Linked DNA regions of Homo sapiens: region 2 is linked to region 1. Evidence: chromatin loops called from intact Hi-C (ENCODE). Cell type or tissue: CD4-positive, alpha-beta T cell. All regions are shown on one strand. Each heading gives the region's core, and the rest is flanking DNA. Links, peaks and the distances in the headings are about the cores only. Region 1 has its middle 54 kb from the start of ANKRD62. Region 2 overlaps PIEZO2 (piezo type mechanosensitive ion channel component 2).

Region 1 (7,955 bases), core at 2,289-4,788:
GTTTCAGTTTGTCACTAGTCACATGTCCCGTCTTACCAGATGCATAGGTAAACAGGAGCCCTGACCTCCAGGAACCCCCTGGACTCTGCAGGCTCACAGTGCCCGCGTGACAGCACCGAGCAGGCCAGCTGGAGATGTGAGGGGGGTGGGGAAAAGGATCTGGAGCAGGATGTTCAGGTAGAGGCAGAGAGAAATGGCTAGGGCTGCAGTGGGATAAACACGTGGTTCTGCTTGGCTGCAGGAGGCATCTTGTTGCTTGGAGGGTTGGGGAGGTGATGCTTAAACACATAGGCCAACTCGGGGCCTTGGGCACCATGTGGAGCAGTCCAAACTTTGTGCTGGAAACACGGGGAGGATACTTGTGATACTGCGTGTGTCAGTCCTTCTACTGGAGAGCTGGTTCTAACCATCATCAAGTGAGAGGAGAGGAAGCCCTCAGGTGGCAGGTGTATCTCTATTCGGTGAGAATGTCATGGTTGTCAGTCATGCTATAGGGTTGCCCTCCAGTAGAATGATCTGATATGTCTATGCAGAAAGTAATTTGGAGGGTTTTGACAGTGTCTCCTGTGGGCTTCTCGGACTGAATAATGGAATCTCAGAAGGGGATGTCCCTTAGCAATCACCTGTTCCAACCTTCTGACCTCCAGGTCTCACCAGTCACTAGTTTTGTGGTAGATTGCAGGCATGTCTGGTGCGTCCAACACTAGAAAAGTCACGGCATTGGACAGGGAATCCCCTGCCAACCTTGGGGGAAGGAGCTGGCGTGTAGGGCCAAGAGTTGCTCAGGTTGGATGGTGTGCCACCTCATAGCCCTTGCCCAGATCCAGACAGCTGGCAATCCTCCATTTCCTGCCCCTGCCCGAGGATGGCCTCAGTCCTCATACCTGTGCCGGCTGAGAGTGTCACATCCACCATCTGGACCACGTTCCCCAAAAACCATCTCAGTAAGGGTCAGAATGGCCTGCAACTGCTGCCAACTGGAAGTTTCCATGCTGTGAAGTCATTAATTATCCACCTATAAGTCTGGAATGCCATCAGGTGGTTCCAAGGTCTCCGCCTTTGACAGGGTGGTGGCTCCCAGCCACTCCCATGCATCAGGCCTGCCTGTGCACGGAGGGCCAAGTCTGTTGGGCCCCTTGGCTTGGAGAAGAGTTTCACTGAGATATTAGTAACTGTGAGTCACCACACGCAGCAGTTGTGCAGGTGTCAGGCTAAAAAGAAGCTCAGATAGGACCCAGAACAAATGGGCTCACTTGGGACTAGGCAAGGGATTATAGTTCAGGATGTGTGTGCTATAATGATGGATCAGGGCATATCCAGGGATGTCGTGGCAAAGATAAATTTTTATTTTTATTTTTTTTTGAGATGGAGTCTCGCTCTGCTCTTGGCTCAATACAACCTCTGCCTTCTGGGTTAAAGTGGGTCTTCTGCCTCGGCCTCCCGAGTAGCTGGGATTGCAGGCACTCGCCACCATACCCGGCTAATTTTTGTATTTTTAGTAGAGATGGGGTTTCGCCACGTTGGTCAGGCTGGTTTCGAACTCCTGACCTCAAGCGATCTGCCTGCCTTGGCCTCCCAAAGTGCTGGGATTACAGGCATGAGCCACTGCACCTAGCCAAAGAGGAATCTTTTAAAGACAAACAGATGTACACATGAGCGGCTTTGAAACAAGGCTCGTAGGTGACAGAAGCTCACTGCAGGAGTTGGCTCTGTTGATTGGGGGAGGCGGCTGTTGCCAGGTCAGTGTTGCGTGCTGGTGGCAGATCTGGAATACTGCGGCCTCAAGAAGTCCTTGCACTAAGTCGTGATGCTGGTCTGGGTGCAGGAAAGTCTTGGGATAAGTCCTGTTTCAGGCATGTGGGCGTGAGGGCTTCTTGATGGCCTCCCACCACTCCATTTTGCTGGAGTTTAATGTAAGTGACTCCATTTTGGTACCAGCAGCTTTCTCAAAGGTTTTGGGGTTTTTTTGCTTTTGGGTTTCAACAACAGGAATTGAATCAAAGCACTTAACATGTGTTACTATTAAGATATGTCTCTGTTTTCACATTCTATAGAGTTAGTTTTTGTGTTTTTTTTTTTCACTTTGTAAAAGAAGGGAATATATATTTAGGTTTGATATCTCCAGATTTTAGGCCGGGTGAGGTGGCTCATGCTTGTAATCCCAGCACTTTGGGAGGCCAAGGCAGGTGGATCACCTGAGGTCAGGAGTTTGAGACCAGCCTGACCAACATGGTGAAGCCCCGTCTCTACTAAAAATGCAAAAATATTAGCCGGGCATGGTGGCCCACGCGTGTAATACCAACTGCTTGGGAGGCTGAGGCAGGAGAATCGCTTGAACCTGGGAGGCGCAGGTTGCAGTGAGTCGAGATCACACCACTGCACTCCAGCCTGGGCAACAAGAGTGAAACTCCGTCTCAAAAAAGATATCTCCAGATTTTAATAAAATCAATATTCGTATGCAAAAGTTTAACAATGTTTCCCTTTTTGCATTATTTGAACTAAATGCAGTTGGCCTTCTACCTGTTCTCCTGGCAGAAGGCGAAGGTGGAATGTCCCAGCTGCCTACTAGGCAATAGTGCCTATGGCGAAAACAGCTCCTGGCTGGCAGGGGGAAGCTGATTTGGGAGGCGCCATCACTAAGTAATGGAAGAGAGCTATGCTATGGGTGTGGTGATTCCTGCTAGGGGCACCCTGGGGCTCCTGGAGAGACTGGTTTCTGCAGGGAATGAGCTTCCAGGCCAGGCGGCCTCCACACGTGGAGATGTGAGTGGGCTCTGTCCTCCCTCGCAGCCGGCTGTGTGGACTCTGTAAGGGCTCCTGAGGAAGAGGAATCCGGGGGACCGGTTCCTGTCCTGCAGCCTCAGGGTGGGCCGCTGCCAGGCGCGTCCCTGCACGCGTAGAAGGAAGGCGCTTTCAGACGCGAGGGCGGCTTCGTCATCTCCTCCCGGTGGGTGCGTGCTGCCAGCGCGGCCTTTAGATGCTTTGGGCTCCGACTCTGTCTCCCTCTTCTTCAAATCATGAGGGCACTCGGGCACCCCGGTGTGAGAGGCAGGTGGTCCCAGAGTCCGTGTCACCTGGGTCACATCTCCAAGGCCCCAGGCCGCCCCCGGGCGGCCCGCCCCCAGTCCCCGCAGCCCGGAGCAGGATGGGCCCGGGCTGGACTGAGGGGCTGGGGCGCCCGTCTGCCCTGATGGGCGCAGCTGTCTGGGACCACGCGGTGCCCCGGGTCGGCCCCCAGCGTCGCCATCACCTCCCCCAAGACGTCCCCACGCGGCGGCCACACTGCGCTCCAACGACCCGCGCTCTCGGACCCGGTCACACTGACGGCGGTGACTCCCGAGTTCCCGGGACCAAGCGGGCCCGCCCTGGGAGCCTGAGCTTTCTCCTCACTCTCAGGGAGCCCTGGGCTGCGAGGCGACAGCACAACGGGAACAGACTCGCCGGGACCAGCCACCACTTGGGGTTGTCTCTGCAACCCACGCTCCGCGCCGCCCTGACCCGGTACCGGCCCGCGCGGCGGTATAGGCGGGCGCTGGGTGCTGGTCGCTGGGCGCGGAGGCTTTCTTTGCCAAGGGCAGCGCGCCCCCTGCTGTCCGAGCGGAAGAACTGCGCAGCACGCGAGGCCGCAGACGCCCTCTGGTCAGGGCCCTGCAGAATGGCTTGGGCTTGGGACTCGTCCTGCGCCCTTGGGCGAGGCCATTTGTCCCTGGGTCGGGAGGAGCTTAACCGTGGGGCTCGGCTGTATCCGCGAATGGCAGGGGCACAGGACAGCGGGGACTGTGACGGAACACATGCCGTTATTCCATGCGTTGTGCCGTGCTGTGAGTGCATAACCAAAAAATACCAACTCAGTCCATGGCTAAAGTAAGGATATGCAATAAAAATTTAAGCCTGATGAGAAAAAAAGTGAGAAAACTAGTTCACCCAGAGTTTAATCAAGTTTTTGACAAGAGGGTGTTGTTTTTGTTTTTTAAATTGAAACAGGATTTGGGGGCTGAGTTATTGCATGCAGCAGGGTTAAACAAATTTACATTTTATCAAAATAAAAAGATGCTTAAAGAATACATTGATAGGCCGGCACGTTGGCTCACACTTGTAATCCCAACACTTTGGGAGGCCGAGGCAGGCGAATCACCTGAGGTCAGGAGTTCAAGACCAGGCTGGCCAACATAGTGAAACCCCATCTCTACTGCAAATACAAAAATTAGCCAGGTGTGGTGGCAGACGCCTGTAGTCCCAGCTACTCAGGAGCATGAGTCAGGAGAGCCTCTTGAACCCAGGAGGCCAAGGCTGCAGGAGCTGAGATTGCGCCATTGGACTCCAGCCTGGGTGACAAGAGCAAAACTCCATCTCAAAAAACAAACACACAAAAAACAATGATAGCATATATTTTATCTCTTGTAGTACAAATCCTCATATTGACTGTTGCAGAAAAATACCTGTAATGCCTTAAACAACAGTTTTAAGAAACATCAATGACCAGCAAGTTACAAACAAAATGCAGTGATCAACATATTTAACTGTCCATGTATGAAGCTTTTACAAACACATTCAGTCTTCACTGTCTGAGCAAATCAGTTTTAATTTCTTCATAGTCCTTCATCTGTCTTTTCACATGACACTTGGCCAGTGGTGAATTTATAATGTAACAGTATTTTAGACCAGTTTCCCTCTCCATACTTCCTCATGCTAGATCTCAAATTCATGTCTTCTTCCCAAAGCCATGCCTGTTTTTTTTTTTCTTTTTTTTTTTTCTGGATAGATGTTTTTCAGCAGTCACTGGTTGACTTTGAGGTACTCTCTTGTTTTCTGTGGCTCTTCTGATTTGACAAGAGGTTGTTTTTGTCTTTGTATGGCTACAACAGTAACTTTGGGAAACCATTTAATCAGGTTTGGCTAAGTATAAGATGGAATCTGAGTTATGCTTCCGGACACTGACGTGTGCAATTTTGTGTTGGTAACAAGTATTGCCAATTAAATAAATATTTGAAGAACGGAGCCATGGCTTTATTTTCAAAATCTTCCCAGAACACTCAGAAAAATCTTATTTAACTCGACTGAACATGCCAATCATCATTTATTTAATATGTCCCAACTACATCAGTTACTAGCTATGAGAGAGACCTTGGACAGGATTTTTACATTATCTGTGCCTCAGTGGCATCATCAGTGAAATAAAGATAATCATGGTACCTATTCATAGGTTAAGGATTAAGTGAGAGATATATTGCTGGTGAGGAAAAATGTTTCCTCCACCCTCTTAGGTTCAGTTAATGGGGACCTGCAAATTACACTGAAAATAAAGATTAATAAGAGAAAAAGTATACAATTTTTGTTAATGTTTATGTGCATAGGAATTCACAGAAAAGAAGTGGAACTCAAAGAAGCAGCGAGACTCAGGGGCTGATAACTTTAACAAAGAAAAGAGGATTTGACCTTGAGGGAGGACAAGGCACTGGGAAGTGACTGGGGAGTATTTGGGGAAGGTGATGGAAGACAAGGCTATTTCAGAAAGGCTTGTTTATGTGGACTCATCTTGGTGCTAACTCCGGTGATAAGAGCCACTCTATTCTTGGTGGGGGCGAGGGGGACACCTTCACAGGGTACTTTATGCCACCTTCACAAGAAGGCATTTATGATCTGATTTCAGGCAGAAAAGGAGAAGACAGAGAACTCTTTCAGCACCTGTGGATCCTCCATTACCTTCAGCTCAAAATAATCCTTATGCCACAATGGCATATTGTGGAGTGGCATCATTTAGGCCCTTCATTTCCCTGTCTGAAACTTCTCTATGATGTGTCACATTCCAGAAGCGAAGTTATTTGATTGTTCCCATTAAACCAGTCTCTCTGCCCTGGGAATATCTCAGTCCAGTTAAACAGCTGTGTCTCATTTCAGGAGGTGGTGGTGCAGGTGGGGGTGGGGCACCCCCAAAGGTGGGTCTTTATGTGTGCAAGCAATCAGGCATTGAATGAGGGCATTTCTATGGATACAAAAGAAATACAAAGATTAACCATCGGTGCTGACTATAGATCCTGTTTCTAAGTTCAGAGGGCCATTAGTTCAGATTTCTAGATATTGGTCTCCAAGGATCCTTACATAGCGGAATGAGGATGGCAGTTACAGCATCGCAGTCCTGTTATTTCCTGGCGCTTGGAGGATTGTGCTCTGGTGAACTTTCTGAGTCACCCAAACTGCTGTGGTGATGATTCTGTTAAAGTTACACTGAGTGATTCAGCTTCAGGTTTCAGGGTTTCTGGAAAAGGGCAGTTTTAGTTCTCAGTGATGCCAAATTAGGACAGGGGAGAATACTGGAAACACTCATTACTGACAACATGCACAAGACGGCCAGATCCAGTTTACAAAGAGGTGAAAATAACTCAAAGACAGTAAACATGACAAGTATTTGATAACCCACCAGGATGGGTTGTAGTTTTCCACTGAAACAAAATTTCTCTCTAGAATCACCTCCATTTTTATCAAAGATAATCAAGACAGGCATGATGGCTCATACCTATAATCCCAGCACTTTGGGAGGCTGAGGCAGGAGGATTGCTTGAGCCCAGTAGTTTGAGACCAGCCTGGGCAACATAGCGAGACCCCATATCTACAAAAAAATAGAAAATCTAGCCAGGTGTGGTGGCATGTGCCTGCAGTTCCAGCTACTCAGGAGGCTGAGATGGGAAGATTGAGACTTGGGAGGTTGAGGCGATCTTTGTGTTTTTTTTTTTCTTTTGAGATGAGTCTCGCTGTGTCACTCAGGCAACAATATAGTGGTGATCAAAACTCACTGCAGCTATGTTGAGAGTCCCCACCCCAACATAATGCACTGCTCCTTCTGTGCACCCAGCACTCGGCTGTGTTTCTACAGCATGGAACACTGATGACCTTGTGTACCTGTTTGTGTTCATGTTTGTCTCCCTTTGCTTCAAATTGTCAACTTCTTCAGGACAGGAATGATGTCATTATAATACTGTAACTCCAGCACCCAGCTCAGAACCTAACTATGGTAAACAAAAAAGTAATAAGAAACGTTTAATATAGGCACTCAATATGGCCAGGAATTGTGCTAAGTGCTTTATATACTGAATATACACCCCCAAATATGCCACTTTGGCATAAGGATTATTTTGAGCTGAGGAAACTGAGAATGGGCACATGCAGGACGAGCTGTCTGCCCTCCCCTTTTCTGTGTGAAAGCAGGGCATAAATTCCCCTGTGAAGGTGCCCCCTCTCTCCATGCCAGGAGGGGAGAGTGGCTCTTCTCACTGGAGAGGGAGTGAGCATGAACAAACCTTGCTAAACTCACCGTCACCTTCTGTTAGCATCCCCCATATGTTCCTAGCCACTTCTTCATGATTTCCCATCCATGAAGCCCAAACCTCCTATTCTCTGTTAAAATGGCAGGTAAGCCCGAGTCTAACCACTTTTTTGAGTTTCACTTCTTTTCTGTAAATTCTCATGCACATAAAACATTTATTTAAACATTTTTGTTATTAATTTGTTTATTTTTGTAGAAATGGGGTATTGCTATGTTGCCCAGGCTGGTCTCAAACTCCTTGTCTCAAGCAATCCCCTGCCTCAGCCTCCCAAAGTGCTGGGATTTCAGATGTGAGCCACTGCACTCAGCCACGTAATTTTTTTTTTTTTTTTTTTGAGACAGAGTCTCACTCTGTCGCCCAGGCTGGAGTGCAATAGCAGATCTCGGCACACTGCAACCTCCATCCCCAGGATTCTAGCGATTCTCCTACCTCAACCTCCCGAGTAGCTGGGATTACAGGCGCCTGCCACCATGCCTGGCTAATTTTTTTATATTTTTAGTAGAGATATGGTTTCACCATGTTGGCCAGGCTGGTCTTGAACTCCTGACCTCAGGTGATCCACCTGCCTCAGCCTCCCAAAGTGCTAGGATTACAGGCATGAGCCACCGTGCCCAGTGATTTTTTTAAAAATAT
Region 2 (2,500 bases), core at 1-2,500, 1.2 Mb before region 1:
AAAAAATTTGGCTAAAAAGCAATAGTATTTATTTCTGGGAATAAGGATTACATTTTAAAGTGTTTTTTCTTATTATTTTATTTTTCCAAATGACCAAAAAACATGTGTTTAGTATAACAGTGTGACAAAAAATATCAATTCAATATTTCTAAAAATAAGGTTAATTCTCACCAGAGAGCACATTTGAAAGCTTTTTTACCAGAAGATAAAAATTGCTTGGACTGTTTTAAGGGCAGCTTTATCTATCCAGGAAGTGAGACAGAAGGGCTGGAGTCTCCGTGGTTATGAAATTTGTGATAAACACCCACCCATGGTGATTTTCTTTATTTCTATGTTTGTTTCCTTCTTTCTCTTTTTCTTTTCTTTTCTTTTTTTCTTTTATCTTTTTTTTTTTTTTTTTGCCAGTCTGCAGTTTGTTTTCTTCCAACTCAGAGTTTGGGGTTAATAACAATACACTGAAATTATGCCCTAGGATAAAGCTATGGTTTAAATATGCTAATTTCCATGTTTTAAAGGAATAAAATGTAATGTCCTGTTATCGGCAAGTTAATGGGGAGGAAATCTACAACAAGGAACTTTACATACTGCATTGTTTAGCTCACATTTTCTATTCCCTGATAAGCAACTTAACTTCCAATGTCTTACTCTATGAGATTATAATAACAGACCTTTTAAACTGTTAAGGGGATGATGTACCGAAATGTCTGTAATAAATTATAATTTTACTTTTATGACAATTCAAATGAAGAGCAAATATGATGTTATTACACTATTAGAACTGTTAATATCTTTACCATAAGATGATAAATTATAGCCCCTGCGCCAAGTGTAGTTCAGTGCTTGTTTTGGTGCCATGTATGAGCTAATAATGATTTTTACATTTTTAAATGGTTGGGGAAAAATTTAAAAAAATTTTCATTAAATGTAAAAGGAATATGAAATGCAAATTTGTATTTGTAGTTTTACTGAAATACAGCCATGATCATTTTACATGGTGCCCAGCTGATTTCACATTATAATGACTTCTTGAAAGAACTGTGACAAAGAGCATATGGTTCTCAAAGCCTTAACTATTTACTAAGCTTTACAGAGAAAGTTTGCCTGATCTAGTATTTTCGAGGTGGTTCTGAATATTCTTTGTATTTTCTACCCTCAGCCGCTAGATGGCATAAAAGATCCTTAAGCCAGTAGAAAGAATAAACCAAAAACCAAAAAACTTCTGCCCTACAGAGGATATTTACATTTTCAATTAAGTCATCCTCTAAAAGGCAGTTCTTTCAGCAGTACAAAACTTTTTGCTATATGTGTTCAACAAACTAAAAATTAAACGTTTAAAGGAAACTAAAAGCATTAATTTAGTCTAGAAATAATGTCTGCACTGAAATTTAGCTTTTATTCACTTCTGCCTGGAGTAAATATTATGTGAATATGCACTATTAAAGAGGCTCCCCAGTTTTACTGTGTCTATACAAAATTCTTTTCTTATTAGACTGAATTTCACTTCTCCAGTTGCCAGGCTAATACAATCAACTGAGCCAACTGGATTTAGAATAAGGTGGGAATGTGTGTGTGTGGATGGGTGTGTGTGTGTGTGGGTGTGGATGCTTGTGTCCAGCACCAACTTTTACTTATTTTAACTGAATTTAAGTGGTCTTAAAGGATTTGACTGAATAGCTCTCTATAGCATGTGCCCTCTCTCTCTCTCTTTTTGTTAGCACTGTATAGACACAGTCAGCCACAACTAGTTTTACCACGGCCAAATTTTACACATAAATCAATCAAAGCAAGGCCACTGGGCCCTCTCACACATTCTGTCTTTATAATTTACGATCACATTAAAACCACATTATGATGTCTTGAAAGGATGCAAACCTGTATTGCTGGTATGGTAATAATATTCATGTTCTTTTAAATTGCAGGTTCCTCATTTCTCAACAAGAAGACAAAAAGCACTACATTACCATCCAGAGGCACAGCAGAGAGAATTCTGGCACCGTCTTCACCTAACACTCACACCCTCTTCTACTGTTACAGAGGTAAGTGGTCAGGCATGAGTGGGGCAGGAGAGGGCACCCCCCACCCACCAACCGGGAACGTCAGGAGACCATAAGGTGATAGTCAGGAGGTTTTTACACTGTTTCTCTAAAATAGTAATTGGTTGCAGCTGGGGGCTTGGGAAGGCAGTCTCCCAATATACAGAAAAAAAACAAAACTGGTGATCAACAGTTTCCCGATAAGACTTCAGGAGTTGGGTGAGTGGGCTCAAGCATGTGCAGTAAGAGGTAAAATGGCGGAGTTTAACTGGTACATGACCTTGTAGGAGCATTCGGTGAGGGAAGAGCACTTCAAGTGAGCGAAGAGCACTTCAAGTGAGCATGCGCACAACTCCAGTAAACAGACTACATGCAGCCCCTCCCAAGGGCTGGCAGGCCACTGTGCATGCAGACAGCCCACCCCCAGGGAAGAATCAGGGGAAAAGGGGCCCAAGACCCCGGAATCA

What was found. Hi-C counts contacts between places; a loop is a spot of excess contacts. Peaks named below come from ENCODE experiments on the same cell type or tissue, not always from the same donor. Only the 100,000 strongest peaks of a DNase experiment are listed, where the experiment ranks them.
Region 2: it touches region 1 in a loop (15-fold over the local background); 3 of 110 quality-filtered maps call a loop at or near these places.

Annotation. Positions count from the first base shown.
Region 1 is chr18:12,035,544-12,043,498 of GRCh38, forward strand. No RefSeq gene overlaps it. Among named protein-coding and RNA genes, the nearest start is that of ANKRD62, 54 kb to the right of the region's middle. RefSeq lists an enhancer at 2,655-3,156 and silencers at 3,104-3,173, 3,554-3,623. In CD4-positive, alpha-beta T cell, for the core only: CTCF peaks have their summits at 3,599 (motif pointing left) and 3,803; a DNase peak (open chromatin) is centred at 3,568; H3K4me3 peaks cover 681 bases; H3K27me3 peaks cover 644 bases.
Region 2 is chr18:10,850,773-10,853,272 of GRCh38, forward strand. The region is part of intron 7 of PIEZO2 (piezo type mechanosensitive ion channel component 2); the gene reads right to left. Among named protein-coding and RNA genes, the nearest start is that of MIR6788, 92 kb to the left of the region's middle. In CD4-positive, alpha-beta T cell, for the core only: CTCF peaks have their summits at 1,179 (motif pointing right) and 1,378; no DNase peak of the experiment used is centred there.